2 separate regions of the Homo sapiens genome follow, and region 2 is linked to region 1. A link is a loop called in an ENCODE intact Hi-C map of the cell type or tissue named here. Cell type or tissue: ovary. All regions are shown on one strand. Each heading gives the region's core, and the rest is flanking DNA. Links, peaks and the distances in the headings are about the cores only. Region 1 overlaps TMEM114 (transmembrane protein 114). Region 2 has its middle 49 kb from the start of USP7.

The links. Hi-C counts contacts between places; a loop is a spot of excess contacts. Peaks named below come from ENCODE experiments on the same cell type or tissue, not always from the same donor. Only the 100,000 strongest peaks of a DNase experiment are listed, where the experiment ranks them.
Region 2: it touches region 1 in a loop (2.5-fold over the local background); 28 of 110 quality-filtered maps call a loop at or near these places.

The regions. Positions count from the first base shown.
Region 1 is chr16:8,564,976-8,577,495 of GRCh38, forward strand. TMEM114 (transmembrane protein 114) reads right to left here. Exons shown (of 4, transcript NM_001146336.2): 3 at 7,112-7,249; 4 at 4,525-5,030. The coding sequence ends at 4,798. Among named protein-coding and RNA genes, the nearest start is that of TMEM114, 19 kb to the right of the region's middle. In ovary, for the core only: a CTCF peak has its summit at 2,834 (motif pointing right); DNase peaks (open chromatin) are centred at 2,886 and 4,836.
Region 2 is chr16:9,007,133-9,019,652 of GRCh38, forward strand. No RefSeq gene overlaps it. Among named protein-coding and RNA genes, the nearest start is that of USP7, 49 kb to the left of the region's middle. RefSeq lists enhancers at 1,563-2,134, 1,934-1,983 and a silencer at 8,380-8,674. In ovary, for the core only: a CTCF peak has its summit at 1,822 (motif pointing left); DNase peaks (open chromatin) are centred at 1,829 and 6,280.

The DNA of each region.
Region 1 (12,520 bases), core at 1,658-9,657:
AAAGAGTGAGTGAGTGAATGAGTAAATAAGTGACTGAGTGAATACATGAGTGAGTGAATGAGTGAGTGAATGAGTGAGTGAGTGAGTGAATGAGTGAGTGAGTGAATGAGTAAATTAATGACTGAGTGAATAAGTGAGTGAGTGAGTGGGTAAGCAAATGGATGGATAATGATGGATGGGTGGATGGATGCATGGATGGATGAGTGAATTGATTAATGGGAAAATGTATGAATAAATGAATAAGTGAGTGAATGAATGAAGCATGGGACAGGTATAAGCAAGTGAACTTATGAATGAACAAAGACTGAATGCGTGCATGAATATATAAATAAGTGAAGCAATGAGTGAGTAAATGAATGGATGGGTGGGTGGCAAGTGAATAAATGAATGAGTGAATAAATGAATGGATCTTCTTTGCCAGATAGAGCGCCTTCTCTGAGAGAAAGAGAGCGGCCAGTTGTTTGCCAGGGGTTCCAGCCAGGTCTGGACCTGAGGGGACAAATCGTGGCTGAGCCTCCCCAGCAAAGGGACACGCGCCGTAGTCCCACTTCCTCCTCCTGTTTACCTTCTCATGAGTATAAATCCCCTCCTCTAACCCCCGGTTAGTCCAGCACACCTGGATCTGACCACACCTCCACCTGCTCCGAGTTCTTTCTCCTCTCATCTGGCCCTGGGAGGCCCCTCCCTGTACTTCCTGCAACCACTCTCACCCCTGCAGGCCGGTCCGTTCACACAACAGACCTAAGGGTCTTAGAGCAGTGGTTCTTACCTCCCCTGCACAGCAGAATCACCTGGGGAACTTTGTGAACATAACAATGCCCAGGTCCGCCCTCGAGGGTCTGATTGCATTTGGCTCCATTGGGGCCCCAGTGCTAGCAACTGGTTGTTTTTTAAATAGGACCCCCACGTGATGCTAATGTAGAGCCAGGGTTGAGAACCACTGTCTTAAAGGCATATCACTCTCAAGAGAGAGTCCAAGTGGAATAAGAAAATAGAAGAGGAGAGGACAAGACAGAATGGAACAGAACAGATCAGAACAAAATGGATCAGAATAGAACAGAACCAATCCAATGGATTAAAATACGGCAGGACAGATCGAAACAGAATGGATCGGGCCAGGCACGGTGGCTCACGCCTGTAATCCCAGCACTTTGGGAGGCCAAGGTAGGTGGATCATGAGCTCAGGAGATCGAGACCATCCTGGCTAACACTGTAAAACCGCATTTCTACTAAAAATACAAAAAATTAGCCAGGCATGGTGCATGGTGGTGCGTGCCTGTAGTCCCAGCTACTGGGGAGGCTGAGGCAGGAGAATCACTTGCACCTGGGAGGCAGAGGTTGGAGTGAGCCGAGATTGAGCCATTGCACCCCAGCCTGGGTGACAGAGCTAGACGCAGTCTCAAAAAAAAAAAAATCAGAATAGAACAGAACAGGTCAGAATAGAATGATGGATCAGAATAGAAGAGAACAGATCAGAATGGATCAGAACACAACAGAATGGATCAGAATAGAACAGATCAGAATGGATCAGAACACAACAGAATGGATCAGAATAGAACAGATCAGAATGGATCAGGATAGAACAGAACAGAACAGAATGGAACAGCATCCCAACCCCACTTAATCATCAGCACCTCCTTACCACGGGCCATGGGCATCGCCCACTGCCTTCTCTCTCCCTGCCTCTACCTTCACCTCCTATTTCTCTCCATCAACCCTCCCTCTTCATTTCCCTCTAACACAGAAGCTTCTTCCCACCTCAGGGCCTTTGCGTCTGCTGTCACCTGCCTGGTCTGCAGTTTCCCTACCTACAGGTTCTTCATGCGGGTCTCAGCACAATGTCACCTCCTCCAAGAAGCCCTTTCTAATTGTCCTTCCTGGAGTCACATCTCTACCAGACACCTTTCATCCCATCACCCTGGTTTTTTTTTTTTTTTTTTTTTGAGATGGAGTCTCACTCTGTCACCCAGGCTGGAGCGCAATGGTGCGATCTCGGCTCACTGTAACCTCCACCTCCTGGGTTCAAGTGATTCTCCTGCCTTAGCCTCCCAAGTAGCTGGGATTACAGGCGCGTGTTACCACAGCTGGCTATTTTTTTTTTTTTTGTATTTTTAGTAGAGATGGGGTTTCACCATGTTGGCCAGGCTAGTTTCGAACTCCTGACCTCAGGTGACCTGCCTGTCTTGGCATCCCAAAGTGCTGGGATTACAGGCATGAGCCATGGCGCCCGGCCTCATCACCCTGTTTTGTTTTCTTCATAACACTAATCACTGTCTGAATCTCTCAGATAGATTATTGGTTCATGGGTTTATCATCTGTTCCCATGTGAGCTAGGAAGGGTGGAGATTTTCTTGGCCACCCCCATGAATGTGTCCCCAGGCCCTGGAACAGTCTCTGACACTGTAGGTATCTGGCAAGCATTTATCAAATGCATGAATGGATGGGCGAATGAATGAGCTTATTCTGTGTTGTCAGTTCCTGAGGTGCACACATGTTTTGGTTTGTTATTGTCCATTATTGCTCGCTTAGCAGAGTGTCTCAGCATGTCCCAAGGTGGACGTGTGGGACCAGATGTCCTGAGCATCATAGGATGCGAGGAGCATCCCTGGCCTCTTCCCACTGGAGCTGCCGGTAATACCACTCCCCACACGCACTAAGAACAACCAAAACTGTCTCCAAACACTGCCAAATGTCAGGTGGGGGAGAGAATCGCCCCAGCTGAGAACTCTGGCCCTGCAGTATTTAATCCAGCACTTGGGCGCTAGGAGGGCTGAAAACGTGTCTCTTGACGAATTTGGGGATCAAATCCTGCCTCTGGAGCAGTTCCACAATACGACCAGCAGGTGGAAGCAGAGACCGCCCTTTCGGTAGCATGGTTGCCCTCACTTTGCAAAAACTTTGTTTTCCCCAGCATTGTAACTGATTTTCCAACAGCGCTCATTTAGCCCCATGTGGCCATGTGAGTAACCCACTCCTTTTGCGCCTTTCCGGATTAGACAGGGACGTCGCAGCAACGTCCTGAAAGGAGCAGACAGCCAGTAAAGAAGTGCAGGCGTTGGTGGAAGTAGGGGGAGGACCATCTTGGGATCAGGCAGTTCTGAAGTTTACTCCCAGTTGCGTCCCTTTCTCTCCTTATGCCCTTAGTCCAGTTATGTTAACCTGCCAGTGCCTCAGTTTCCTCATCTGTACCCTGCTTTGCTTATCTCCTAGTCCTCACCACGGGCTACGTATTTCATATGCCTCTCTCTCCTCAATCATGTGGCACCCCAGAGAGCAAGGTCTGGGTCTGGAGGAGTCATTGCCCCCCCAGTTGCTGGTGTGTACTGGCCTTCCTTTGAGTGTTTGTTGAATGACTGACTGACCGACTGGCGTGGAGAATAGCACAGGTGCATAGATGTGGATGTCAGCTATAATGATGACAATGCTGATGTCATGGTGGTGTCATGTCGTTGTGGTGGTGATGTCATGGCATGGTGGTGATGATGTCATGATGTTTGTTGAATGACTGACTGACCGACTGGCATGGAGAATAGCACAGGTGCATAGAAAGTACTCAGTGGGTGTCAGCTATGATGATGACAGTGTTGACGTCATGGTGATGATGATGTCATGATGAAGACGATGATGCCATATTGTTGATAATCGTGTTGTCATCTTTTAATCCACACCAGTATTCCCCAAACCATCAGCACCTCCCAGAGTTTCCTAAGCCAAAGGCTCCTCGGGCCCTCCCCTACATCTCATGACTTGGAATCTTGCAGGAACAGAATCTCAGCCATGGTTTTGGGTTAGAATAGGCTGGAGAGCTCTTAAAAAACACTGATGCCTGGACACCAGCCCTAGAGAATATCAGATCAAGGATGTAGACAGCAGCAGGATTTTTGGAAGATACCCAGGTGATTCTAAGAGCAGCAAGATGACAACCCTTCTCTGTCACTTAATAAACGCCCCACCTCGGCATTTATGCAAACAGTGGCTCTGGGCCAGAAGCCTCGGCATCGCCTGGAAGCCACTTAGAAATGTGAGTTTTTGGGCTTCACCCAGGCCTCCTGGCTCAGACACCCTGGGGGTGGCATCAGCCCGAGAGTATCAACAAGCCCATAGAGTCTGGGGCGCGCTAAATGTGAACAGCACTGCCCCAGGGGACCCGGATGGGGAGCCCATTCCCAGGGGCAGAACACCAGGATGAAAGGAGGGATGGATTTTTCTGGGGGAGGACGGAAAAGGTATGATTAGTCTTGAAGAGTGCTCTATCAATTGGCCAACCCCTTGGGAGTCTCGCAGCTTCATATTGTAGACCTAACCTGACCCCGTAGAAAGCCCATGTCATGCCAGAGTTATTTTAGAGCAAAAGGAACTCCAGGCCAGAGCTCCCCAGAGAGAGCTGAACGCATTACAGGGCCCAGGAGGTAGGGCACCCTCTCCCTTTCCCAGACCCACCAAGGAGCTGATCCAAGGGACATGGGTGAGGAGGAAATGAAGTCGGAGGGGGCGTGAGGACTTTGCAATCTGTAAAGCTCTGTGTGTGATTAAAGGATCGTTTTTATTTCTCGCGAAGCGGTTTGGCACTCCCTCGGGCTCCTCCAGGCCACACGGACACACACGGACATAAGCACACAGGTACTAGGATAACAGCCAGGCCCCAAGCTTAGTCCGCGGGGATTTGTGGGGGAAGGAGGGGGGTGCCTGGCCTCCCCGAGTGGCCTTTGAGGAAGAAGAGGCCGCAGCCGATGGAGATCGGTCGGTGAAGCTCCGGGGCCAAGCCCCTCCCTCCCCTCCACGACCCAGCGCCCAGGCTCATATGGCCTGGTCCTGCCTCCGTCTCAGGCTGAGCTCGCGGGCTGCTGCCAGGAAGGCTGCCCCGGTGAGCAGCTCGGCGATGAAGCTGATCCAGCCCAGGGCCAGGGACCAGCCGAAGCTGATGTCCACCTGGTCCAGGAGGGCCTTCTCCTCCAAGAGACACAGCGCCTCCCGGAAGGCGGCGGCTGAATACGCTATGTAGACGCTGATCCCAGCGAGGGTCACCATGGCTGCAGGGAGGGCAAAGGGAGAGCAGATCAATCCCCCACCCCGCCCCAGCACTCCCCTCCTCCTCCTCGCCCTGCCCAGCCACGCTGCTCAGCGTCCAGCGTCCTCGCTCCTTCCTGCTGCGGGACCTTTGCGCGTGCTAGTCTCCCCGCTGGGTGCATTCACCCCTGCTTCTCTGCCTGTCATCGGCAACTCCTACCCTTCCCACACATGGCAGCTCACGCTTCGATTCCTGGACTTGCCTGAGCAGTGATTCCACAGCACCATACAGCTGCCCATCACTGCCCAGGTCACAATTGCAACTTTGCATTCTTTTGTGTAATTTTTTTTTAGACAGAGTCTCGCTCTGTCGCCCAGGCTGGAGTGCAGCGGTGCGATCTCAGCTTGCTGCGATCTCAGCTTGCTGCAACCTCCACCTCCCGGGTTCAAGCTATTCTCCTGCCTCAGCCTCCTGAGTAGCTGGGAATACAGATGCCCGCCACCGCGCCCGGCTAATGTTTGTATTTTTAGTAGAGACAGGGTTTCACCATATTGGCCAGACTGGTCTCAAACTCCTGACCTCAAGTGATCCGCCTGTCTCTGCCTCCTAACGTGCTGGGATTGCAGGCATGTTTGTGTAATTATTTAACTAACATCTGTCTCCCCCAGTGGCCTGTGAGTGTCCAGAGGGCAGACATGCTCCTGTTGGTTTTGCTCATTTTCAATTCCCCAGCACCGAGAACGGTGCCTGGCCCACGGTGGTTCTCCACAGATATTAGATTTGAGCCACATGGTCCAGTACGATAGCCACTGACCAGTTACACATGGCTATTTAAATTTAAGTTAACTAATCTAAATGAAGTTAACAGCTCAGTCCCCCATCAGCACTCACTGCCCTGGCCTGGTTTGCAGCTCCCGATGCTCGGCATGGATTAGGGAACTTCTCCACCATCACAGAAACTTCTACCAGGCAGTGCTGGTTTCGAGAATTTGTCACTGGGTGAACTATTAATGCTAATAGTAATAATAATAGTGAGTGGTTAGAGGAGATGAGAACTTTGCAATATTTTCACCTCCAGACATCCCTTTTGTTTTTTTTCCTCTGTGGATTCCAAGGGAGCATGTCATCACTGCTTTTTTTTTTTTTTAAAAGGAACATTTCAAATACACAGGGATACAGACAGCCTTTAAGGCAGCCAGCCACGTGCCAGGTCCCATTTTTCAAAACCTCTGGTCCACTAAACCAACCAGTGGTGTTAACCTAGCCATTGTCTGTCCACCTGTTGTTTTGTTTCATCTTGTTTTTGTGTGTGCTGCTGTTTAATTGACAAGTAAAAATTGTATGTATTTACGGTACACAGCATGAGGATTTGATATGTGTGTGTACACTGTGGAGTGGCTCGGTCAAACTATTCAACACAGGCACGGCCTCACATACTTAGCATTTCTTTTGTGTGTGGTGAGAACTAAAATCTACTCTCAGCGATTTTCAAGAACACAATAGGCTGTTGTTAACTGCTGTCACCATGACGCCCAATAGATCACTGAACTTCCTTCTTTTCAGCTGAAATTGTGTGTTCTTTGACCAACATCTCCCCACCCTCCCCTGCCCCCACCCCCAGCCTGTTCCATTCTCTCTTTCTGTGAATTTGACTCTTCTAGATTCTACATAGAAAGATCATGAGGTGTTTGTCTTTCTGTGCCTGGTCATGCCCGTTTTTTAGTCGATCAAAGCAGTATCTATCAGAATGGCTGATCAGCAGAATAGAGCGAGGGTGGCTGGAGCGAGGGTCTCCTGCCAGCTCACAGCCCTAAAGCTTGAAGCTATCACGAGTTTGGGCAAAGGTAATACATGCGGCTTCTTTGGTGAAGTAATGAAAAGGATTCTTGGAAGCTGCTCCCTCTGCACTGCTCCTGTCTTGGAACCAGAGACTAAGTGATTCTGGGCTGGAAACCACTCATCTCTTCCAACTGATATCCCAGAAGGGGAAACTGAACCCCACGAGGCCCTGGGATCCCCCTCGTTTGCTGAGGGTTCATACACAGTACCCATTGCCCAACCCCCAGACCACAAGCCAGAGCCCTAGGCAGGGTGGGCACCTACCTCCAAAGAGGAAGAGAATTCCAGTGAGCAGGAGGAGGAGGTAGGCTTGGAGGAGGAAGCTCAGAAACCCCGTCATCCCCCCAAAAACCATCAGGATCAGGCTGAGCGGCAGCAGAATCACAAATGTCCCATGCATGGCTTAGAAGAGACAGAGAGGATACCAGGCAGAGGACAGTTACTAACATCCTTCATTCAATCAACAAACACTTCCCGAGCACCTACTAGAGCTGGGGAAAATCCACACTGTCACTGCCCCTACGACGATTACTTCTACTGTTTCTGATGATGATGATGACCATGACAACAGTGGTTGAGGCTCATCTCGTGCAAGGCTGTGTGCTTTGTTCTTGTTGTTTGTTTTGTTTTTGAGACAGGGTCTTGCTCTGTCACTCAGGCTGAAGTACAGTGGCACGACCATGGCTCACTGCAGCCTCAACCTCCTGGGCTTAAGGAAACCTTTCACCTAAGCTGCCCAAGTAGCTGGTACTGCAAGTGTGCACAACCACACCCAGCTAATTTTTTTATTTTTGGTAAAGATGAAGTCTTGATATGTTGCCCAGACTGGTCTCAAACTCCTGGGCCCAAGCGATCCTCCTGCCTTGGCCTCCCAAAGTGCTGGCATTACAGGTGTGAGCCACTGTGCCTGGCCAGAGCTGGTTTCTAACAAGAGAGAAGCCGCAATGCAGATGATCACACGCATCATTAATTATTCATTACAAGAGCCAGGGTGTTAGGAAGAACTTGGGATTGGGGGATGGCTGGCAGTGGTTTGGGCCTTGGCTCTGCCTCCACAGCCGTGGGACCTTAAGAGATCTAAAAACCCCTGTGGTCCTTAGCATGGCATTTTGGGGACAGCACTTGCTGATCATTTGGAAGTTATCCTTCTCCCAAGGCTGGCTTCACTGACTGGAGTGCCGGCCCCGTTCTCTACAAGAACATATTTGTCACCACAAGGAGGAGCCTCATGCAAGCTTTCTGGGTTTTGTTTTGTTTAAAGTTTTTGCCAGCACCTTGATTGCATCATGCAAGCTTTTTGGATGGGAAAAAGCTTTTTGGGGGAGCAGGGACTGTGTGGATGAAGGGCTTTGGGCATTGAGAGAACTAACGGGGACACTGTTAATCTCAGGGCTTGAAGACCACGTGATGTGTGTGATAACCAAAGTGAAGGGAGACATGCTGCCCCCGGGTTGCAGAGCCAAACGGATCCACCTGGAGAACAGTCCCTGCATTGAATGTATTTCTCTTGCCTCCTCTCTAGTAGGATCTGGGGCCATTTCTAGAGAACTCCCAAGCCCAAACAGTCAAAGATAAATAATAATACAACTTGTAAAATCAGCAAGTGGAAAAGACGAATGACAAGAAAGTCAAGACCCATGATGAGGGGTGAATGGAGGAGGAGGAAGTCTAAGGTTTCAGGGTCTATACCTCTGTCACTATTTGACTCTGAGCTTCCCAGCAGCCAAAGAAAAAAGGGAAACAAGTGCAAAGTTTTTTTTTTATCCATCCTTCATTTACCAAATGTGTATTGGTTGTTTACTATGAGCTGGGTGCCAAGCATCTTTAAATCCTTTTGGCAATAGGATAGGTATGAAAATAAATACTTTCCTATCCTTCAGTGCAGGCTAAGCATCATTTGTTCTGGGAAGTCTTTCCTTACACTGCATTCACCACTGTCCACCCAGTCAAGTGCCCTTCCTCTGTGCCCCCTCAGCACCCCATAGGGACAGGCATTTATTACCTAGTGTTGAGGGCATCTGAGTCACTTTTATGTCTCACCTGACAGAACATGAGCTCTTTGGCAAAGAGGATCTTATTTCCCTGTGCACAATTGTATCCCTGAGTTTCTAGCAGAGGTTCTGTTCTGGGACATGGTAAGTGCTGAAGAGATATGTGTTGACAATGTAGTGAATGAATGAGTGAGTGAATGAGTGAATTTTGAGCTAGACAGTGTGGCTCTCAGGCAGGAAACTATGTCAGTTTCTAGGAAATAAGAAAAAAACTGAGGGAGCCCAATAGATGACCTCATGGCGATGAAGAATATAGACGTCAGAGCCGGATTATTTGCACTCTAATTCAGGCTGACTGTGGGGTCCTGGGCATGTCATTTAATTACTCAGAACCTCCATTTCCACTTCTTATGAAATGGAGGTAAAAGTATACGGCTCACAGAATTATCATGAGAATAATACTTGTAAAGATCATTGGGCAACACGGGGCAATGTAGTAAGATGTGCAGTGTTGCGTCCCGTAGAGCAGGCACTAAATAAATCATAACTCTATCAATAATAAAGATGATGGTGATAATCATAACTTGGTCCGTGACCTCCACTCTGACCAAAATGTTTTGCCTTCAGTCCCTCAATTGGCACTAACTTTGGTGAGTCAAGAAAACAAGACTGAACTTCCTCCCAAGGCTGTCCTGTGATAAAATGTGATTACAGGGGATGAGACCTGTGGTCTTTCCTTCTTTCTTTCTTTCTTTCTTTCCTTCCTTCCTTCTTTCTTTCTTTCTTTCTTTCTTTTTCAGGGAAAAGTCTTGGGCAGGGAAGTACCACAGCTCATGCAAAAACCTAGTCCTTTAAAATCCATCCCCCCACACACCATCATCTCAGACTGTGGCCAAGAAAGGAAATCATTTCTCGTTCAGAAATTAATGAGGTTTCCCAGAGTTGGTGCAGCCATGGCAGCCCCATGTGAGTTTCCCAGTCGTGCTGCAAGCTGCCTTGATGTCCACATTCGATTAAACGCCTGGGTAAGAGCAAGCCACCCAGGAGAGAGCTATAAAATCTCCTGCTGAAATTTGGTTTAGCTTTCTTTGTGTGTGTGCCCTATTCTTTGCTACATTTTTTTCCCAGGATTGTGGCTTTGGAACATGAATATTGATTCCAAGTTCTGTTCTACTTAGAAATGCTCCCATCGCTAGCCACATCTCTGAATGCACTTGGGGAAGATAGTCCCCTTTGGAATGTGGATATGATGAAAATAATCATCATCACCAATTTTGTGGGGGCTGGGTTACTTGGGAAGTGGTGGATATGTAGTTTCAGAGTGAGGGGTTACAGTCAAAAGACCACTGAAAAAGAGTCTGTGACATACAAGCTGTGTGACTTTGGACAAATGACTGGACCACTCTGAGCCTCATTGGCAAAATAAGAGTAAAAACACCTGCCCACTGATCTAGAACTTATTAAATTCAGCAAACATATTAAGAGTGTCTGCTGTGAGTCTAGCTCCACACTGAGCACTGGTATGAAGACAAAAATAAATAAGTCGCAGACAGTTCCTCTCTTGCACGCATGTTGACAGAGTACCCGTATGATTGACCATCCAAATCACACTTTTGAGAATCAAACAATCATCAACTGTATTAAATTATCTACCATGACCATAGGTGTCTACAGGGACCAGGCAGGATAAACCAGGACAACTGGTCACCACACTTCTCCGTTTATTGTTTCAGTAAACAATGATGCAACACCTGCCACCTATGCTCACCAGGGTTCCAATGTCAGCCCTATCACTTCCAGCTGAGGGTCTGTAGGCAAGTTACTTTATAACCTTCAAGCCTCAGTTTTCTCATCAGCTAAATGGGAATACTAAGAGTATGCACTTTACAGGATTGTGTACTGAGGAAGAGGTAAAATGGACAAACTTCTTAAAATGGTGCTTGTCACATCATAAACCTAATACAAGTGTTCATTGTTATTGTTTCTCAGCTTGGTATTGGGCTATCTAAATGAAATAATATGCATGAAATCTTGTAAACCTTTTGGTAATGTGGAAAGCCTGTTACAACCAAACACAGATCTCTCAGGCCGGGAGACCTGATTCCCATTCATCAACAAGCCTCTAATGAACTCCTGTGATGGAGAGAAAGAAAGAAACAGTTTCCAGCTTCTGGGAACTGGCATGGCGCTCATAGCTAGACTGCGGTGTTCTGCTGGATATAATCTCTTGGAACTCCGACATCAGACGAGGTCATCTGAGACCACAATACAATGAGACCCAGCAAGGGCACCTCACAGGCTGCCCAAGCAGAGGTGTAAACAAGGTCTCTGTGCCACCCACAAAATATCAAACGCCTCCTTCTCCCAGCTCATATGACTGTCCCTGCTTTCTCAATCACAGCCAGTCTGCCTCCCTATAGATAAGATGGAGATATTTGGTCACAGAATTGTCTCCACTTCCTGATATTACCCAGTCCAGAACAAACCTCCACATCCTCAGACCCTCCAAAGACACCCCATCAAAGCCCGAATCCCGTAAGTCCTTCCTGGCAACCTCTTGCTGAGACACCCCACAGCTCCCCATGGAGTGTGTTCTCCTTTGCTGCACTGAGTAATAAACCCCAACTTGAACTGCAGGGGTGTCCCCACTGGTCTCTGGCTGGAGGGAACTGGCAGGGGCCAGGGGCTCTCCCAGGCACTGGCAAGCGGGAAAGGATATGATGGAGCAGGACAGAGGTGGCAGGAATCAAAGGCCAGCAGGACCTGGAAAATTTCTTCTTTCTTGTGATGTATTCTTGCACATCCCTGAATGCCCAATAACTTGCAACACAGAACCTAGAATGTAGTACATGCTCCCTGTGCAATGGATGGCTGAGTTAATGAATGAGAGCAGGAAGGAAGGAAGGAAGGAAGGAAGGAAGGAAGGAAGGAAGGAAGGAAGGAAGGAAGGAAGGAAATTGAGCATTTACTGAGCATCTAATAGGTGCTTTATTTTGGGATGGGTATTGTAGAGGTACAAAGTTGGATCAGACATAAATCCCACCTCCTTGGAACTTATAATTCAGAAAGGAAGTTCACATGTAGACATAAATTGCTGTAATGTCAGGTGAAAGTGGTGCCTTAAGAGACTCAGACAGCCATGTGTCAATTCAGAGATGCCAGGCTAAGTCCACATGATCATAGACCTTCCATTTGAGGCAGTAAATTTTAAAGGAAAGCATGGAGTATTTAGAGTCAGACCTGAGCGTGGTTCTTACTAGCCATGTGACTTCAGAGGAGCTGCCTCAATGAGCTTCAATTTTCTCATTTGAAAAATGGAACTGGACCATATTCATCTTGACATGAGGACCATAGCAGATGACTTGGGCTCAAGCCCTCAACGAAAGCCACTTCCCTTCCCTCTACTCTGCAGATCTAATTGGCCCTTTCCTTCTCCCACAGCCCCTGCAGCTGTGAAAGGTGTCTGCCTTTAACAGCTAGAGAGGGATGATGTGGGGACAGCTACTGCGCTGGACTCAAAAGCAAACTTCCTGAACCTTGGATTTCCACCTCAGTTCTGTCATTCCCTGTTGATGTTCTTGGGAGAGAAGGATCTTGGGTCTGAGGCCAGCCAGACACTCTTACTCACCATGTGACCTTAGGTAAGTCCCTTCACCTCTGTGAGCCCTCATTTCCTCATTTG
Region 2 (12,520 bases), core at 1,509-9,508, 440 kb after region 1:
CAGAGCTAGACCCAGTCTTAAAAAAAAAAAAGGATTATCTTCCAGAGCCTCCAGAAAGGAAATACAGCCTTTCTACCCTGATTTCAGCCCAGTGAGACCCGTTTTGAACTTCTGACCTCCCGAACGGTAAGATGATAAATGTGTGTTATTTTAAGCCAGCAAGTTGGTGGTAATCTGTTACGGCAGCCCTAGGTCACTGATACGTCATCTCCGGTGTCTAGTCCCTAGCAATGGGCCCCTGGGAACTACATCTCTGGTGCTGGCTCTCTGGAGTTGTCCCCTCCCACACTGAATCCAAGCTGCCTGCGACTCACCAATGCATGATGCCAGATGTGGTGCTGCGTGGGCTCCAGACCCAAGATTTAAGAGGACTGGGGCAGATCCATTTTTGTACTTTTGGGAATCCCAAAATGCAGTGCATGAAGCTCAGCAACCCTGTCGGGGAGGCCACGTGTGGAGGCAGTGCCCCGCAGCAGCGCGGGAGTGAGAGGAGGCAGCCTTCCCAGCATCCTGTGGAGCCTCCAGAGGACTCTAGCCTGTCAGGCTGTGACAGCGTGAGAGACCCCCAGTGAGATCAGCAATGGAATGGTTCATCTCAGCCCAGTGCGCCCACAGAACCAGAGACGTAATGACATGGTCGTTTCAAACCACTACATGTTGGAGCTGAATTTATTTTGCAACCATCGTAACCAAGCCACTGTCCTATTTTAGTGGCCATGAGTTGAGGGCTACCATGGTGGGTGCTGGGGAACTATTGTCTCATTCAAGTCACTCATTGTCCTGCATATTACCCCCACTTTTTCTTTTCTTTTTTTTAGAGACAGGATCTGGCTCTGTCGCTCAGGCTAGAGTGCAGTGGTGCGATCATAGCTCACTTCAGCCGCGGACCTCTTGGGCTCAAGCAGTTCTCCCCCTCAGCCTCCTAAGTAGCTGGGATGACAGGCACACACCACCATACCTGGCTAATTTTAAAATATTTTGTAGAGACAAGGGTGGGGGCGGGGGGGGGGTGTGGTTCTCACTATGTTGCCCAGGCTGGTCTTGAACTCTTGGCCTCAAGCAATCCTCCTGCCTTGGCCTCCCAAAGCCCTTGGCTTACAGGTGTGAGCCTGTACCGTCAAGACGAAGAAACGGAGGCTCTGAGAGGGGAGATCCTAAGCCTGCTGGTGGATGGAGGAGCTGAGTTTGAACCCAGGTCTGCATCTGGAGCCCCAAGCTCTGTGCACGTCCCACTGCCACCTCCCCACCGGGTTCATGATATCATTTCTCAGAGGCCTTGGTTGGTCCCAGCCGCAGCTTTGTCTCCCTTGCCCACCGCTGTGCTGGCTTAAGCGAACTCATAGCTATGCTCCTTCCCTTTTACCCCATCGGAAAAGGGAGCAGGATTACTTACAGTAAGTGAAAACCAAGACTTGTACAGGAAGCACGGCCCGATCCATTACAGGGTTATTCTAGCCCATAATGTACCTGTGCACTTTCAGACACAGCCAGACTGTCTGAAGAGGGGTCGAGAGGGTTTCAACGGGCCAGTGGGATCAAGGCTCAGAAATGCAGAACTGACGGGGAGCAAAGCCCCCGCCCCCCAGCAGTGTGCTCATTCCCACGGGACTCCTGGGGACTGCCATCGCACCCACGCACTCCAGAACGTGCGGCTGGCTCAGAGGTGGGGGTGTCCACCGCAGTCCTGGGTTTCTGAGCCTGTTGTTCCTTCCCTAGGGGCGCAGGGAGGGCCTTCCAGCGCCAAATCACCAGCCATAGCTCAGGGCCCTGACCCCGGCTGGGCTCAGATTCAGCCCCTGCTTGCGGTCCTCGCACCCTCTAGTGGCCACGGGGAGAAAGAAGTAGCTCAGCGGAGATTCTGGAGCTGGGTCCGGGTGGACACTGCACCCCACCCGGCAAGCAGGAGAGAGAACCCAGAAGAACGGATGACTCCCTCACACGCCTCTTTCTAAAGCATGCTGGCGCTGAATAACCACAGGGGTCCGTGATCTTTATCAATTACATGTGTCCGGCCTTATTAGCTCTTAAAGGAATCTTGTTTTCTCTCTCGCTGTTTTTTTTTTCCTTTGAGACAGGGTCTCACTTTGTTGCCCAGGCTGGAGTGCAGTGGTGCGATCATAGCTCACTGCAACCTCTAACTCCCGAGCTAGATTCTCCCACCCCAGCCTCCCGAGTAGCTGGACTACAGGAGCACCACCACACCAGGCTAATTTATTTATTATTTTTTTAAGATATGAGAACTTGGCCAGGCGCGGTGGCTGACGCCTGTAATCCCAGCACTTTGGGAGGCCGAGGCGGGCAGATCACGAGGTCATGAGATCGAGACCATCCTGGCCAACATGATGAAACCCCGTCTCTACTAAAAATACAAAAAATTAGCCGGGCATGGTGGCAGGCGACTGTAATCCCAGCTACTCGGGAGGCTGAGGCAGGAGAATGGCTTGAACCCCGGAGGCAGAGGTTACGGTGAGCTGAGATTGTGCCATTGCACTCCAGCCTGGGCAAAAAGAGCGAAACTCTGTCTCAAAAAAAAAAAAAAGATATGGGACCTTGCTATGTTGCCCAGGCTGGTCTCCAACTCCTGGGCTCAAGTTATCCTTCCACTTTGGCTTCCTAAAGTGCTAGGATTACAGGTGTGAACCACTGCGACTGGCTGATACTCAGCTTTTTTTTTTTTTTTTTTTTTTTTTGAGACAGAGGCTTGCTTTGTCACCCAGGCTGGAGTGCAGTGGCATGATCACAGTTCACTGCAGCCTTGAACTCCTGGACTCAAGCCATCCTTCCACATTAGCCTCCTGAGTAGCTGGGACTACAGGTGCACACTACCATGCCAAGTCGATGGAAGAGCTGGGTTCAAGCTTTATTTTTATTTATTTTTATTTTTTTTACTTTTTGTAGAGACGGGGTCTCACTGAAGTGTTGCCCAAGCTGTATTCGTGTATTTTTGATCCATAAAAAGTCAATTTCATATGGTTCAGCCTAAATTTCAACAATTCACATGCTTACTTATTCACATCCCCAAAGGGATCCACAGAGATTTCTTCCTGAAATACGATGACCTAGAGCAAGCAAGTTAAAATAAATAAAAAATAAATAAATAAATAAATAAATAAATAAATAAATAAAAAAGAGTCACCTCAAACCACTTAAAAGGAAGACAGGACAATTGCCAAAAAAAGAGACAGTCATTGAATGTTTTCAGTTTTAGTTTTTGAGATGGAATCTTGTTCTGTCACCTAGGCTGGAGGGCAGTGGCGTGATCTCGGCTCACTGCAACCTCCGCCTCCCAGGTTCAAATGATTCTCCTGCCTCAGCCTCCCGAGTAGTGGGGCTTATAGGCATGCACCACCACACCTGGCTAATTTGTGTCTTTTTAGTGGAGACGGGGTTTCACCATGTCGGCCAGGCTGGTCTCGAACTCCTGACCTCAAATGATCCACCTGCCTTGGCCTCCCGAAGTGCTGGGATTGCAGGTGTGAGGGACCGTGCCCCGCCAGTCAATGCATTTGATAGTCATTGTACTTGAGTTTAGTTGTTTCTAGGAATTCAAGGTGAAAATGGAAAGATGAGAGTGTAGGCTGTCTGCTGTCAGATAAAAGGAACTAAGTTGAGAAGGGGATACAGATGTTATCCTCAGCCCAAATCCGGGAGAACAATGTCCAAGTTAACACTTAAAGTCTCAGCAAGTCATCATCTCCTGAACTTCAGTTCTGACAAAATGACATTTTTCTTTAGGCTGAAGGAGTTAACAGTGAGTGGCTTTTAGTTCCAGCAGAGAACTAAACTAAAAGTTTAGGCTGAAGTGTAGTGGCATCACTACAGCAGAAGGCAATTATTGGATCAAAGGGACAGTTTAGTGCACCTTTCGAAGACACTAATTTGATGCAGAGGTGACAACCAAATCCTGATCCATGATCGTGCCATGCAGTGCTTAGCTCAGAAGGGAAACTAAATGCTACCTGTTTTGTTTCACTTCAAAAAAACTCATCATTTTTGCGTCACACTTTATTTTATTATATTTATTTTTTTGAGACGGAGTCTCACTCTGTTGCCCGGGCTGGAGTGCAGTGGCGTGATCTCGGCTCACTGCAACCTCTACCTCCCAGGTTCAAGCGATTTTCCTGCCTCAGCCTCCCGAATAGCTGGGATTAAAGGTGCCCACCACCACACTTGGCTATTTTTAGTAGAGACGAGGTTTCACCATGTTGGCCAGGCTGGTCTTGAACTCCTGACCTCAGGTGATCTGCCCGCCTCGGCCTCCCAAAGTGCTGGGATTACAGGCATGAGCCACTGCTCCTGGCCACTTTATTATTGTTATTATTTGAGACAAGGCCTCACTATGTTGCCCACTCTTGTATCAAACTCCCGAGCTCAAGCAGTCCACCCGCTTCAGCCTTCCAAAGTGCTGGGATTGCAAGCATGAGCCACCATACCTGGCTGACACTTTCTTATTTATTATTTTTATTTTATTTTATGTTTTTGAGACACGTCTTGCTGTGTCACTCACGCTGGAGTGAAGTGGCATGAACATGGCTCACTGCAGCCTCAACGTCCTGGGCTCAAGCGATCCTCCCACCTTAGGCTCCCAAGTAGCTGGGACTACAGATGTATGCCACCATGCCTGGCTAATTTTTAAATTTTTCTGTAGAGGCTGGGTCTCACTATGTTGTCCAGGCTGGTCTTGAACTCCTGAGCTCTGTCGATCCTCCTGTCTTAGCCTCCCAAAATGTTGGGATTACAGGCATGAGCCACGATGCCCGGCCTATTTTTATTTTTTATTTGACACTTGTTGTGGACTAGGGAATGTGTTAACACTTTACTTTTTAAAAAATTATTTATTTATTTGTTTTTTTGAGACACAGTCTCGCCTTGTTGCTCAGGCTGGAGTGCAGTGGCTCCATCTCGGCTCATTGCAACCTCCGCCTCCCGGGTTCAAGTGATTCTCCTGCCTCAGCCTCCAGAGTAGCTGGGATTATAGGCACCCACCACCACGCCCAGCTAATTTTTGTATTTTTAGTAGAGACGGGGTTTCACCAGGTCTCGAACTCCTGACCTCAGGTGATCCACCCGCCTTGGCCTCCCAAAGTGCTGGGATTACAGGCGTGAGCCACTTCGCCCAACCAAACAATTTAAATTTTCATATAAACATCTATTTTATTCTCACAGCATTAAAATATAAACAAACAAAACCCCAGAAAGCTTCAGGGTCAGGTAAGAATTTGTTTCGTGCAGGGTTTCTCTAGATCAGCAAACAACACGCTTTGGGGGCCTTACTTTGAAAGAAATCCAGATTCAGAATTCACAAGCTTGGTTTTCCCAGCCGCTGTGGTCCATAATTACTCACAGCTAAGAGCCTCCTTCTTCAGGTCAGAAGTCCTCAAATAGGGATGACGGGCAAAGGAGGAGTGATTCTTCCCTCTCCCAGTGGACATTTGGCTGTGTCTGGAGACATTTTTGGTGTCATAAATAGGGGGAGGGTGGCAGGATGCTCCTGGCATCTGGCTGGCTGAGGGTAGGGGTGCTGCTAAACAGCCTACAGTGCACAGAAAGTGAGCGCAGTGGCTCATGCCTGGAATCCCAGCACTTTGGGAGGCCGAGGCAGCAGGATCACCTGAGGTCGGGAGTTCGAGACCAGCCAGACCAACATGGAGAAACCCCGTCTCTACTAAAAATACAAAAATTAGCTGGGCGTGGTGGTGCATGCCTGTAATCCCAGCTACCTGGGAGGCTGAGGCAGGAGAATCACTTGAACCCGGGAGGCGGAGGTTGTGGTGAGCCGAGATCATGCCATTGCACTCCAGCCTGGGCAACAAGGGCGAAACTGTCTAAAAAAAAAAAATTTAATTTATTTTTGGAGAGACAGGGGTCTCGCTGTGTTGCCCAGGCTGGTCTCCAACTCCTGGCCTCAAGCGATCTTCCCACTTCAGCCTCCCAAAGTGCTGGCATCACAGGCATGAGCCACACCGCCCCCTAGGCCTTCAGTTTCAGGTGGGAGTCCTGAGATGGGGACTGGAGCTCCCGGATTTGGATGTTAAAGGGAAAAAGTGACTCCAAGCGAGGAGAGCCCTGGAGACCCTTTGCGTTTCCCAGGCTACAGAATTAATCCGGGCGCACCCAGCAGTGGGGGAGCTGTTCTTCCCATTGGCGTCCCCTCTCCCCTCTCTGCCAGCACAGGGCCGGCTGGGGGCGACGACGGTGCGTGCGGAGGACGCGAGCTCCATCTGCCGCCTGCAGGGGTGGGAGGGAAGCAGGCTGGACCACTTTGGGACTGAGCTCCCGGGAGGAGGAGGCGGCGGCAGCAGCTGCCTGCCTGCCCCCATGCCAAGTCCGGCTCCTGTTTCTCACCTGGTGGGAGTCGTAGTGAGCAAACCAGCGGAGGGAGATACTCTGAGTTCCTTTTCTTGCAAATGGGACAGCAAGACGTGGGAATAAATCACCCAGGCCTCGTGCTGGAGCAGAGCGAACACGGGCTGTTCTGCTTTGGATTCTGCAAGCCTCCTCCCCCAACTTCTAGAATCTTCTGGTACTCGCATTAAGAGGTATGACGAAATCACATCCATCTGGGCAGTAGGAATAAGGAATCTGGGGTCACCAGAACATGATCTCGGATATAGGAGGATCTCAAACCTGACTGCATGTTGGTATTAGGTGGGGAACTTTAAAAAAAAATACTGATGGCTGGGCCCCATGTCCAGAAAGCCTGGTTCAATGGGTCTGGGGGGTGTGGCCCACCCCACTGACTTTTTTTTTTTATTTTAAGACATGGTCTCACTCTGTTGCCCAGGCTGAAGTGCAGTGGCAAGATCATGGATCACTGCCGCCTCGAACTCCTGGGCTCAAGCAATCCTCTTGCGTCAGTCTCCTGAGTAGCTGGGACTACAGGTGCATGCCACCATACCTAGCTAGTTTTTTTTTTTTTTTTTTTTAAGAGACTGGGGTCTCACTATATTGCCCAGGCTGGTCTCAAACTCCTGGCCTCAAGCAGTCCTCCCAAGTCAGCCTTCCAAAGCACTGGGATCACAGGCATGAGCCACTATGACCAACCTGGATACTAAAAAAACAAAAAAACCTTCTCAGGTGTTTATAATGTGCAGCCAGGACTGAGAACTAGTGATTTTATGCAGAGAACAAAACAAAACCCAAAATCCTACTGAGCAGAGAAAAACTGTAAGCCTGCAGGCATCCTATAAGCCTGGGTTTGATTCTTGACCTCATCAGTTGAATCCTGACTACACCTGAGCCTCACAGAGTCCAGCCTGTGATCCTGGCCAAGTTTCTGAACCTCTCTGAGCTTTATTTACCTATAACACAGGGAGGGTGGCAGCTGCATCTCAAGATTTGTGTTGCTGTCAGTGCTCCAGGCACACTGGGCTTCTTGTCTCCAGACACTGGCATCTTTCTGGTCTCCTTGCTTCTACCCAGGCTGCCCTCTCCACCCAGCTCACTCCAAACATCTTTAATACCCAGCTCAAGTATCATTTGCTCTGAAAGCCTGTGTGTGCATGCAATTGTAATTCCTTCTGCCTGAGATTTTCTTCCTTCAGCTTGTGGCAGTGAATTCTAACTTTCCCCTGATAGCCATTCTCCTCTTCTTTCTTCAGTACTAGGTCCCTGTGTGTTACCTGAGCACTCAGAGGAGACCGTGTTTGCCACTTGATTAAACTCTGGCTCATAGAATGTGAGCAAAGTGACACGTCCAACTTCTAGGTCGTGGCCTTAAAAGAAACAAGCATGCTCTCCATTTTTACTTCCTGCTGGCTGGATTGTTAGTGTGATGGTGGGTACTGAAGTAGCCCTTTTTTTTTTTTTTTTTGGAGACAAAGTCTCTGTCATCCAGAGTAGAGTGCAGTGGCGCAATCTTGCCTCACTGCAATCTCTGCCTCCCTGGTTCAAGCAATTCTCCTGCCTCAGCCTTCTGAGTAGCTGGGATTATAGGTGTGCACCACCACACCCGGCTAATTTTTGTATTTTTAGTAGAAACGGGGTTTCACCATGTTGGCCAGGCTGGTCTCAAACTCCTGACCTCAAGTGATCTGCCTGCCTCAGCCTCCCAAAGTGCTGGGATTACAGGTGAGAGCCACTGCGCCCAGCTGCAGTAGCCCTTTTAAAAAAATTTTTTTGAGACAGAGCCTTACTCCATCATCCAGGCTGGAGTGCAGTGGCACAATCTCAGCTCACTGCAACCTCCACCTCTTGGGTTCAAGCGATTTTCAGGCCTCAGCCTCCCTAGTATCTGGGATTACAGGTGCCCGCCACCACGCCAGGCTAATTTTTTTATATTTTTAGTAGAGATGGGGTTTCACCATGTTAGCCAGGCTGGTCTGAACTGCTGATCTCAAGTGATCTGCCCGCCTTGGCCTCCCAAAGTGCTGAGATTACAGGTGTGAGCCACCGCAGCCTGGAGTAGCCACTGTGGACTAGGATGTATCAGCCTGAATCTCTGACACTGCGGAACTGGCCTATCAGTCCTGGATGGAGGTGACTTAAGAGAAAAACAAACCTTTATCTCATTTTAGCCCCTATTAGTTTGACCTTTGTCACAGCAGCCAAACCAGTATCATAACTTGGCCGGGCGCGGTGGCTCATGCCTGTAATGCTAGTACTTTGGAAGGTACAGGCGGGAGAATCACCTGAGATCGAGGGTTTGAGACCAGCATGACCAACATGGAGAAACCCCATCTCTACTAAAAATACAAAATTAGCCGGGCGTGGTGGCACATGCCTGTAATCCCAGCTACTCGGGGGGCTGAAGCAGGAGAATCGCTTGAACCCGGGAGGCAGAGGTTGTGAGCCAAGATCACGCCATTGCACTCCAGCCTGGGCAACAAGAAACTCCGTCTCAAAAAAACAAACAACCAAAAACAAACAAACAAACAAACAAGAAAAAAACAGAGAGTCTCACTCTGTTGCCCAGGCTGGAGTGCAGTGATGGGATCTTGGCTAACTGCAGCCTCTGCCTTCTGGACTCAAGCGATCCTCCCACCTCAGCCTCCCAAGTAGCTGAGACTACAGGTGTGCACCACCACACCTGTATTTTTGTATTTTCTGTAGACTTGGGGTCTTGCTATATTGCCCAGGCTGGTCTCAAACTCCTGGGTTCAAGTGATTCACTTGCCTCAGCTTCCCAAAGTGCTAGGATTACAGATGTGAGCCACTGTGCCCAGCCCAGTTTCTGACCTTAATTATATTAGCAATGTCATATTCTATTTTTTTTCTTTAGAGACAGGGTTTCACTCTGTCACCCAGGCTAGAGTGCAGTGATGCAATAGTAGCTCACTGTAACCTCGAACTCCTGGCCTCAAATGATCCTCTTGCCTTGGCTTCCCAAAGCGCTGGGATTACAGGCGTGAACCATTGCATCCAACAACAATATCATAGTGTATTGGCTAGAAGTAAATCTCAGACCGGGCGCAGTGGCTCATGCCTGTAATCCCAGCACTTTGGGAGGCCAAGGTGGGTGGATCACCTGAGGTCGGGAATTCGAGACTAGCCTGACCAACATGGAGAAACCCCGTCACTACTAAAAATACAAAATTAGCCAGGCATGGTGGCGCATGCTTGTAATCCCAGCTACTCAGGAGGTTGAGGCAGGAGAATCACTTGAACCCGGGAGGTGGTGGTTGCGGTGAGCCAAGATCATGCCATTGCATTCCTGCCTGGGCAACCAGAGCGAAACTCCGTCTCAAAAAAAAAAAAAAAAAGCAAAGTCACCCAGGGTCTGTCACAGGGAATCTTGGCTGCAAATCCAGAGCTCTTTCCAGAAACCCTCAAAGTTTTCAGAGACATTATTGTTTTGCTCTCTCTGCCTTGGATGTTTCAAATAACAATCGCCATTGTTTGTCTTTATCAACCATGTTTATCCATGGGGCAGGCAAGTCTGCAAAGTGAATGAGCTGCTGAATGGCCTGTGTTCTCACCACTTCCTTCCCCATAGTTGGCAGCCCGGAGGCATCCTGGACATGAGACTTCAGTGAGCACAACAACCACCTCTGGGGCATTTGTTTACTCATTGCCCAATTTTGGCCACACTGTGGGGTCAGGATGGCACCACAATGCGCCATGACAGAGAAAGGGACCAATCAAGGGAGATACTGTTGTTCCCCATCATTCTGTCCTGGATCAGTGGAGGGACACGATAGGACCATATTAGGAGTTAGTAGTTATCAAATGCTTCCTCTAATTCAGACAAGTGCCTAGCACTTTGTGCATGGTTATTCCACTTAATGCTCAGAGCAACCCTTTAGGGTAGGCAGTATAATCAGCCTCATTTCTGGTTTTTTGTTTTTTGAGACAGAGTCTCATTCTTTCACCCAGGCTGGAGTGAAGTGGTGTGATCTGGGCTCACTGCAACCTCCACCCCCTGGGTTCAAGTGATTCTCCTGCCTCAGCCTCCCGAATAGCTGGGATTACAGGCATGCGCCACCATGCCCAGCTAATTTCTGTATTTTTAGTAGAGACGGGGCTTCGCCATGTGGCTAGGCTGGTCTCGAACTCTTGACCTTAGGTGATCCATCCGTTTTGGCCTCCCAAAATGCCGGGATTATAGGTGTGAGCCACCACACCTGGCCAGTCAGCCTCATTTTATAGAAGAGAAAGTGGAGGCTCAGAAAGGTGAAGTGACTTGCTCATAGTCCCATAGCCAGAACGTGGCAGAGCTGGGTCTCTCTGGTTCCCTAGCCAGTGCCTGCCCTGCTGTGTGTGCCCTTCTGTGCCTTTAGTGGATGCCTTTCAAGATCCCTCTTTTCGCCCATTCACAATGAGGCTCTGGAAGACAAATCTCCAGGTTTTAACAGCTTGGTACTCAATGCTAGGGAGATTCTCTAGCCCTATGAGAATTATTCTTGGCGGCCGGGTGCAGTGACTCATGCCTATAATCCCAGCTACTCGGGAGGCTGAGGTGGGTGGATCATCTGAGGTTAGGAGTTTGTAGATCAGCCTGGCCAACATGGCAAAACCCTGTCTCTACTAAAAATACAAAAATTAGCTAGGCGTGGTGGTGCAGGCTTGTAGTCCCAGCTACTGGGGAGGCTGAGGCAGGAGAATCACTACAACCCGGGAGGTGGAGTTCGCAGTGATCCAAGATTGCGCCACTGAACTCCAGTCTGGGGGACACAGCAAGACTCCATCTCAGAAGAAAAGAAAAAAAAAGGGAATTGTTCTTGGTATTTTCTTCTGAGCATGAATCTGCCTGTTTTTTCTTGGTTCAGAAACAGCCGCTGTGTGCAGGGTTGTGCTGGAGCCAGCCCATACCAGCTTGTGAGAACTGATTGTTAAGTCTTCAAAAATTTCGTTGTATTGTTTACAACAGCCAAAAAATGGAAATAAAAGAAATGCCTATTAGTTGGTAAATACAGCATATCCAGGCCGGATGTGGTGGCTCAAGCTTGTAATCCCAGCACTTTAGGAGGCCAAGGCAGGTGGATCACCTGAGGTTGGGAGTTTGAGACCACCCTGGCCAACATGGTGAAACCCCGTCTCTACTAAAAATGCAAAAATTAGCTGGGTGTGGTGGTAGGCACCTGTAATCTCAGCTACTCGGGAGGCTGAGGGAGGAGAATCTCTTGAACCTGGGAGGTGGAGGTTGCAGTGAGCCGAGATCATGCCACTGCACTCCAGCCTGGATGACAGAGTGAGACTCCATCTCAAGAAAAAAAAAAAAAAAGTGAAGATAATAAGTACTCAAAACTCATCACTTTCTAATTATTCTATTACATTTTAGCATTATCTGTGTGTTTGAGTTATTTATATCTGTTTCATCTGTATGATGGGGACACTGTATCATGGTGTGCCACTGTACATCTCTTCCCATCATCAACGTTACATCATCTCATGTTGGTAACTTAAAACCAGCCATGGTGGCCGGGCACATTGGGTCACACCTATAATCCCAGCACTTTGGGAGGCTGAAGTGGGAGGATGGCTTGAAGCTAGGGGTTTGAGACCAGCCTGGGCAACACAGTAAGACCCCGTCTCTACAAAACGTTTTTTTAAAAATTAGCCAGGCATGATGATGCACACCTGTGGCCCCAGCTACTCAGGAGGCCGAGGCAGGAGGATTGCATGAGCTCTTGAGTTTGAGGCTGCAGTGAGCTATTACTGCACCACTGCACTCCAGCGGGGGTGACACAGTAAGAATCTGTCTCTAAAAAATAAAAAAGAGGGGCCAGGCATGGTGGCTCATGCCTGTAATCCCAGAGCTTTGGGAGGCCGAGGCAGGTGGATTACAAGGTCAGGAGATCAAGACCATCCTGGCCAACATGGTGAAACCCCATGTCTACTAAAAATACAAAAATTAGCTAGGCATGGTGGCGCCCGCCTGTAGTCCCAGCTACTCGGGAGGCTGAGACAGGAGAATCGCTTGAATCCAGGAGGCGGAGGTTGCAGTGAACCAAGATTGTGCCACTGCACTCCAGCCTGGCGACAGAGCAAGACACCATCTCAAATAAATAAAAAATAAATAAATAAATAAATAAGAGATTAGCAATATCAATCAATTGTAATGTTTGAACCTTACTTGGAT